2 separate regions of the Homo sapiens genome follow, and region 2 is linked to region 1. The links are chromatin loops, found by intact Hi-C in ENCODE. Cell type or tissue: psoas muscle. All regions are shown on one strand. Region 1 holds the start of LINC01570 (long intergenic non-protein coding RNA 1570). Region 2 has its middle 35 kb from the start of MIR8065.

Region 1 (4,000 bases):
GGTGCACAAATTAAAAACAAAAACATCCGACATTCATTCCTGGCCAAGATAATATGCTTATCGTTTAGAGAAAAGGACAGTGCACACCCGTTGACTTACATGACATGACAGAGGAGGAAGAACACAGGGAGGGTGGGGGTTTGGTCCATGAGCTGTGAGAGGTACTTGGAAGAGAAGAGTGATGAGAGATGGGTGGGGTCAGAGCTTTGCACCCAGATTTCCATGATGATGGGCAACAGAAAGTGTGTAGCATTCAGCTCAGTTTTGTTTGTTTTTGAGATGGGGTTTCACTCTGTTACCCAGGCTGGCATGCAGTGGTGCCGTCATAGCTCACTGCAGCCTTGAACTCCTGGGCTTAAGTGATATTTCCATCCCAGCCTCCCAAGTAGCTGGAACTACAGGTGCATGCTCCCACATCTGGCTATCTTCATTTTTGTACAGATGGAGTCTCACTATGTTGCCCAGGCTTGTCTCTAATTCCTGGACTCAATTGATCCTCCTGCCTTGGCCTCCCAAAGCACTGGGATTACAGAAAGGAGCCACTGCACCCAGCAGCTGAGTTTTTTTGACAAGCTAAGAGGCAAAGCTGCCACTTTTTGATGTGTGCTTGATAGACCCTAGAGCTTCGAAGAGTGAGTGGTGTGTACTGCTCAAGTCTACTTGCTCTGAAGACAGCTACGTTTATCTGAACAGGCACCTTATTAGCCTTTAGCCTCTCCCCATAGACATGAGGACAGGAGGGACATTGGAGTGGTATTTTGACAAGGCAGCTGGCTGCCAATCTGAAGATGTGGTGGGAGTCCCAGCTCCGTCCTGTTCCCATAGGTCCTTGAACCTCAGTCTTGTCATCTGCAAAATGGAGGCCATCCTATCTTGCTGGTCAGCCACTTTGGATCGAGCCGTTTCTATGTGTCAAGAAGGGGGCAGATCCACATTTTGTGGGACCTGAGCCTGGATCAACTTGGGGGACCCCGTTAGGAAAAAGGACCCCAGATGATGAGTGCCTATCTGGGTTTCTGCCCCATGATGGGAGCCCACCAGTGTTAGCAATGGGGTCTTCAATGCTTTTTTAAGCTGTGGACTTTTTTTTCTCCCCAATTATTTGTGGCACCGCTGTTCAGTGCTTAAAACGGGTCACAGTGGAGCTTCTGTTAATGGGAACGCTTCTTTCCCCTCTGAAGTTGGGCTGAGAGGCGTCTCCAGGAAGCATGGTTTGAACCTGAACCGTCTGTTGTGGTCAAGATCAGATCTGAACCCAGAGCTCTTCTCCACTCCCCTCCCTGCTCCGGGGTCTCTCTGGGAGCACCTGTAAGCTAAGCCCTGACCTGCAAGGGACAGTGTGGACCTACTTCGCGGGCAGACCGTGGTGACAGTTCTTGCTCCCTCAGGCTGCTCTGCCGTCCCCTGGGCTGGCTTAACGGTCCATCTGTGAAAGGACCTTCGGCTTCCTGGAACCCCAGCACCACCCTCTGCCTCCCGCGGCTGGAAACCTGGGAAGGAAGTAAGGCGCACACGCCACCTGGTGGCCGCTTCCTGGAGCTGTCACTCCGGACACCGCCCCTGGGAGGGAGCTCATCTCTGGGCCCAGCTTGTCTGCGGTGCTGGCCAGCGAGGTCCAGGCGCTGCTCCTGAGAGCCTTGGCTCAGAGGAGCATCTGGCTTGTTAGAGCAGGAGGTTCTTGTGTCACAGTGCCCTTGATTTTCCCACTGAACTGCTGCCACCGTGAATACGAGCTCTTGGAGATGCCGCTGTCTGCCCTCTTCCCTTTCCTCTCCCTCCTCCTCCTCCTCTTCCCTCTCCCTTCTCCCTCTCCCTCCTCCTCCTCCTCTTCCCTCTCTCTTCTCTCTCTCCCTCCTCCTCCTCACCCCTCCTCCTCTGCTTCCTCCCCCTCATCCTCCCCTTTATCTTCCGCCCCCTGATTGCTATTGTCCTCCCCACCTCTTTCTGTCCCTCTCCTCCTCCTGTCCCTTCTCCCTCTCCTGTCCCCCCTTCTCCCCTATTTTCCTCCTCTTTCTCCTTCTCCTCTCTTCCCCCTCCTCCATCCTCTTCTTTCTCTTTCTTCTCCTCCTTTGCTCCTCATCCTCCCTTCCCCACCCCTCCCCTTCCTCCTTTCTCCCCTGCCTCTTTTTCCACCCCCTCACTTTGGCTCAGCCAGCTTTCTTTTAATTAAATAGATACTTATTGGCAGTACCCTTATTTGTTCCAAGTGAAACTGGCCGGAGGGCAGTTCCTGAGTTAGAGACTAGATCATGAGTCCCAGCTGCGGTTGCTGAGGGGTTGAAATTTCCCTCAGATCTAGCCATCCATTCCCTCCCTCACTCCCTCCTTCCCTCCCTCCGTCCGTCCCTCCCTCCCTCATTCATTCATGAATGCACGCACAGATTTAACAAATGCATTTTGAGGCTCTGTGCCAACATCCCCTCACTTCCGACTTTGACCCCAGAATCTTTAGCACATGGCATTCCTCTAACTTCCCTACCTGGAAAGCTCCCATTCACTTTGAAGACTCAGGTTCAATGCTGCCCTTCGGACTAGCCTGTGAGCACTTATTCCTGCTACCCATGGTCCTGAGGTCTTCACGAGTTTTCTGGCTCAGTCTTCTCTGGTTCCCATCCCGGGTGCTCAGCAGTCAAAGCCAGCCTTGCACTGAGTCAAAAACCCCAGAAGCTGTTTCTGTCTGCCTGGGACTCTGTGTTCTCCAATCATCAGGCTTGTTCCCCTCCTTTAAGGGTGTCCTGTACACAGTAGCGTCCATTGAAGTCCAGAAATGCTAGCACAGCATTGTGGAAAAAGACAGGTGCATATGTCTTCTGCATTCTTTGGGTTTTGCCAATCTTACTGTAATCAAGCTGTCTTTATTCTCAGGTATTCAGTGAAAATGAGTTGTTTCTGAGGACTATACCCTGGAAAGCTAGTGTTTTTTCTGTCTTGTCTTTATTTCTGTCTCTCCATATTCCTAAGCTAATGCTGTGAACGGGAAAAACAAGGTTTGCTCTTTGATTTGTTGCAGAGCCCAGGTCAGGTAGCCATTTATATTTAATAGAAGAATAGATGATGAGAGTGTCTCTCCTTCCCCTAGGCAGCATTTCCGAAGCTTATCTGTGACATTATGAAAGGTAACACTCTTACCTGGTATCTACTAGGAGGGTATTGTTCAAGCCATCAGTCTTTTGTTCAAGCTCTGGCATGCAGAAGGTACCCAGGAAATGGTTGGCAATTTTAAACATTGAGGTATAACTTACATAACATAAATTATACAAATCTGGAGTACACAACATTATGAATTTTTACATCTGTGTATCTCTGGATTACTACCACTCAGATCATGATGTAAAGTATTTTTATCTCCTGGAAGTCTTCCCACTGCCCGTCCACCAACAGCTCTCCCTACTCTGTCGTCTCTTTCCTTTGGTAAATTTTGTTCGTTTCTGAGAGTCATAGAGATGGAATCCTGACCTGATGCATACATCTGTTTCCTTTGCTGTGATGATGGCTGTGTGGGTATATGCATGAGTCCAGATTCATCCAATCATATACAGGAGATGGCTGCAGATTTTTTTTTTTTGTGTGTGTGTGTGTGTGACAGAGTCTCGCTCTGTCACCCAGGCTGCAGTGCAGTGGTGCGATCTCGGCTCACTGCAAGCTCCACCCACCAGGTTCACGCCATTCTCCTGCCTCAGCCTCCCAAGTAGCTGGGACTACAGGCGCCCGCCATCACGCCCAGCTAATTTTTTGTATTTTTAGTAGAGTTGGGGTTTCACCGTGTTAGCCAGGATGTTCTCGATCTCCTGACCCTGTGATCTGCCTGCCTCGGCCTCCCAAAGTGCTGGGATCACAGGCGTGAGCCATCGCGCCCAGCTGGCTGTAGATTTTTGTACGTAAGTTATACCTCAAAAAAACTGTTTTAAAAGAAAGAAATGCCCATGAACACCATCCATCCCTTTGAAATTCTCATTTTGGGTCAGGTTGAAGCCAGCTCAGGAAGGTAAATCAGGTTAGT
Region 2 (4,000 bases), 50 kb after region 1:
TGGCACAGTCCTAGCTCACTGCAGCCCTCTACCTCCCATGCTCAAATGATTTTCTCGTCCCAGGCTCCCGAGTAGCTGAGACCACAGGTGTGCACCACCATGGCTGGCTAACTTTTTGATATTTTTACATGGGGGGGGGCGGTCTTGCTATATTGCCCAGGCTGGCCTCGAACTCCTGGGCTCAGGCGATCCTCCCACCTTAGTCTTCAAATTTTCTGGGACTACAGGCAGGAGCCACTGCTTCTGGCCAACCTCTTTTCTGTCTCAGAGCCTTTGCATCCATGTCCCCTCTGCCCCAAATAGTCTGCCTCTTGCTTTCCAAGTGTCTGGCTCCTTTTCCTCCTCCAGGTTTGGCTTTAAGGACATCCTATCTTATGGGCCTTCTCTGGCCTCCTTCCTGATAAAAGTAGTTCTCCCTTATACCCCTTGTTCTCTGGCCTCCTTCCTGATAAAAGTAGTTCTCCCCACATACCACCTTGTTTTTTGCATTTCTTGAAATAGTCGCCATTGATAAAATTAAACGGGATTGTATGTTTGCTGTTTCCCTGACCAGCTAGTGCCACAGGGGCAGGGACCTTTGGGTCACCAGTCACCATCAGAGAACCAGCGCCTGGTTCAGTGTTTGGCAGATAGTTGGCACTCAGTTAGTATTTAGTGGATGAATGAATGTGTGGCTGGATTCCCTCTAACTGTTTCTCCATGTTTACTGAGTGTCCTGATCTTAGCACAGATCCTGGAAAACTCAGCTGCCCCAGTCCCTCAGGCCCTCACAGGGGGTTCGGGCACAGTCGTGCTCCCGGGTTTATACCCACGTGCTGCTGAGTGGGAGCAGAGCCATGCTGTGCCCTGAAAGCCCACAGAAGTAGGTGCTGTTTTCAGCAGGCCTCAGCTTCTGAGAGGCATCTGCTGAAAGCTGTTGTTGGCACGCCTGCGTTGGGAGAGAAGCAGAGCTGACGAAATGTCAAAGGGTGAATGGGATAATCAGGCCCCAGCCGTCAAAACTGCCACCCACTCAAACCAGTCAGAGCCTACAAGAGAAATCTTTCAGACATGTCAGCTTCTCCACGTGTCTAATGGCAGAGAGCAAGGATGCCCCCAAGGGAGGTTTGCAGGGGCCGGTTCCGTTTGCCTGGAGCCTTTACAAGCCACATTTGGGCACATCCATCATGGATACGGAGGCAGCTGGGAAGGAAAGGGAGGGCAGTTCTTCGCAGAGCGCGGGGCATCTGGTCCAGTTCCCAGTGTGTGGAGTAAATGCATGATTGGAGCCTCATTATCCCATTTCTGTGACCTTCTTCTTTTCTTCAACATTGGTACTCGTGAAGCAATGTGAAGGTCTTACAATTCCTCAGCACAGTGAACAGAGCTCACGGGAGCCTCTGGGAAGATTACGTGCTCCTTTTATTCCCATGACAAGGTCCACTGAATTCCATTGAATTCACTTTGTTCCCTGGATCTCTCAGACATTATCCTAGATCCCAGAAATAGAGCGATGGACAAGACAGACCAAATAGGTTCCTTTGGAGCCTGCGTTTCTGTTGGAACAGATAGATGATATATTAAATACGTACCTAAGCCAACAGTGTACTTAAAGACTGTGATAGAATCCACAGAAGAAGGAGACAGCTAATAGGACTGGCAGTGAGCTAGGGCAGCCACTTTAGATAGATAAAGAATGTGAAGGATGAGCTCTAATCCACATCTTCCTCCCCATCTGTTTTTTCTAGGTAGGGAATGGATCTCTATTTCTCCTGCTTAAGGAGTCAGCATGAAGTTGTTATGTGAAGACATCAGGGTAGTAGAGATGTGACTTTTGTGGGGTAACTCCGGATTTTCATTTGAGCCCCAGGAGGATGAGTCTTGATTTTACCACTGCTCAGTTTGCATGTATTAAGTATATCTCTGCTTTGTGGATTGCCCTGTGTGTTTCATTCTATCTGCTACCAGACACATGAAGAAAAAAATAGGGCAAGGCCTCTGAGGGTTGGGCTTGTTTTCCCAAGGGCTGCTTCCGGAGTCCTCAAATTTCATTTGAGGTTGATAAGATGCCTGTTCTGCCGTCTACCTTCAGGATAGGTCATTCCCTATTTCACTATTATTTATAAAGTAAAGTCGTTTGTCTTTATGGGTATACCCCAGTGTTTTTGTTGTTGCTTACTTAGTTTTTGGCTTCATTAACATTTTGTTTTCTCTTTATTATGTTTTTGTATTTTCTTAGGGTTTATTTCATTCTCCACTCTCTCCACCCCCAAGATTCCTGAGTTCAAGCTATAGCTATTTGCCCTTTCTTATTTTCTAATACGTACATGTAAGGCTATACATTTTCCCCTGAGAACAACTTTGGCTGTGTCCTGTCACGTTTGCTCTATGGCACATTGCCATTTGGTTCTACATTGTTTATTAATTTCTATTTTGATTTTCTGTTTAGAAATATATTTTAAAATTAGCAAGTATGCAGATAGTTTTTGGGATTGGTTTTGGGTTACTTGTAGTTTTCTAGGATTGATGTGAGTGAGCGAGGTCCATTAGTTCATCAACTTAAAAATATTCTTGATTTCCTTTGTGGCCTGTACTAGAAGTGTACTTGAAAATTCTATGTATCTTGCTTGTATATTCGGGTTGAACAAACTCTCTTTGGATTTTCTTATTTTTCTGATTGATCTCTGGATATCTTTTCATTTATCCTTTCTAGTTGGTGTTTCTGCAGGTGAAACTATTAGAATTAGTTTTTCTTTTTGCTTAGCTCTAGCACCAAGCCAGGAATTTCAAAGTAGGAAGAATAAAACTAAATAACCCCTTTATCATCTCCCCAGGTTCACCAAGAGGATATTTCTGGTAATGAGACTTTATAGTGAAGTGGGGATGAGCTTATTGATGCAGCGAAACTGCCTGTGGCAAGGATGTCTCTGCAAAGACTGAGAGATCTACCTGTAGACCACTTTGAGGGGATGGCAGCAGTTGCCCTGGTTGGCTTCTTAATGAGGCATTTCTAGAAATACACCATTTTGTCCACCAGGAAAAAAAAAAATTCCAACAACCACATCACCAACAAGCATGCTTTAAAAGGCCAGGAATTCAGGACCAACCTGATCAATATCGTGAAACTCTGTCTCTACTAAAAATACAAAAATTAGCTAGGCATGGTGGCATGTGCCCATAGTCCTAGCTACTCAGGAGGCTGAGGCAGGAGAATTGTTTGAACCCGGGAGGCGGAGGTTGCAGTGAGCTGAGATCATACCACTGCACTCCAGCCTGGGCAACAGAGCGAGACTCCATCTCAAAAACAACAAAAACACCAATTTAAAAAAAAAGAATTGCTAAAATATATAATTAAGGTCATCTCTGAGCTGAATAAGCCTTGAAGCAAAAAATCATCTCTTTTTCCCGACCTTAACACAGAGCTTTAGAAACCTGTGAGAAAGAGAAGTGCTTCAAAAAGACTTCACTGGTAGCCAAAATCATCAGAGGTGGTTCTGATAACCACTGGCACTGCTGGAAAGTACTTAATAGAGCAATCTGTTATTTGGGAGCATTAACAGGGTGGACTGAGGCTGGACTGTTTTCCTCTTCAGATTAAACTGCAGCCTGGGAAGGCTTTGGGGGAAGTGACAGGTAGGTGTGTTATGCATAACTCTTCATTTTAACCAAACCAGCAGTTTCTTCCTCTCCTTTCCCCTATCATCAAGATGTCTCTGTATGTGACAAGTCTGTTGACAGCAGGCTCCTCCTCTCCTCCCTCCCACTTTTGTTTTAGGTGCCTGGTCTAACATATGAGGTCATTCACCATTATCTCGGAAATGCTCGTAGCTGGTCTGAAGTTGCTGGAGAGGTGGTGGGTGGAGCACACTTTTGACTCCTTCAGCATTAGATTCTCCCTAGCTTGCTTATCTCAGTTCACAGTTTTGGAGATGGATACTCAGGCTTTGGTTAGGGGGAGCATTGCTCCAGCAGGATGCCTATGTAGTAGTATTCATGATACATTACAGAATTTAAATGAAAA

Evidence for each region. A loop is a pair of places that touch in the nucleus more often than their neighbours do. Peaks named below come from ENCODE experiments on the same cell type or tissue, not always from the same donor. Only the 100,000 strongest peaks of a DNase experiment are listed, where the experiment ranks them.
Region 2: it touches region 1 in a loop (6-fold over the local background); 2 of 110 quality-filtered maps call a loop at or near these places.

What each region holds. Positions count from the first base shown.
Region 1 is chr16:5,614,777-5,618,776 of GRCh38, forward strand. It overlaps LINC01570 (long intergenic non-protein coding RNA 1570), which reads right to left and starts at 1,474. Exons shown (of 3, transcript NR_110902.1): 1 at 1,350-1,474. It also overlaps a transcript of RBFOX1 not described here. In psoas muscle, a CTCF peak has its summit at 1,524 (motif pointing left); no DNase peak of the experiment used is centred here.
Region 2 is chr16:5,665,002-5,669,001 of GRCh38, forward strand. It overlaps a transcript of RBFOX1 not described here. Among named protein-coding and RNA genes, the nearest start is that of MIR8065, 35 kb to the left of the region's middle. In psoas muscle, no CTCF peak of the experiment used is centred here; no DNase peak of the experiment used is centred here.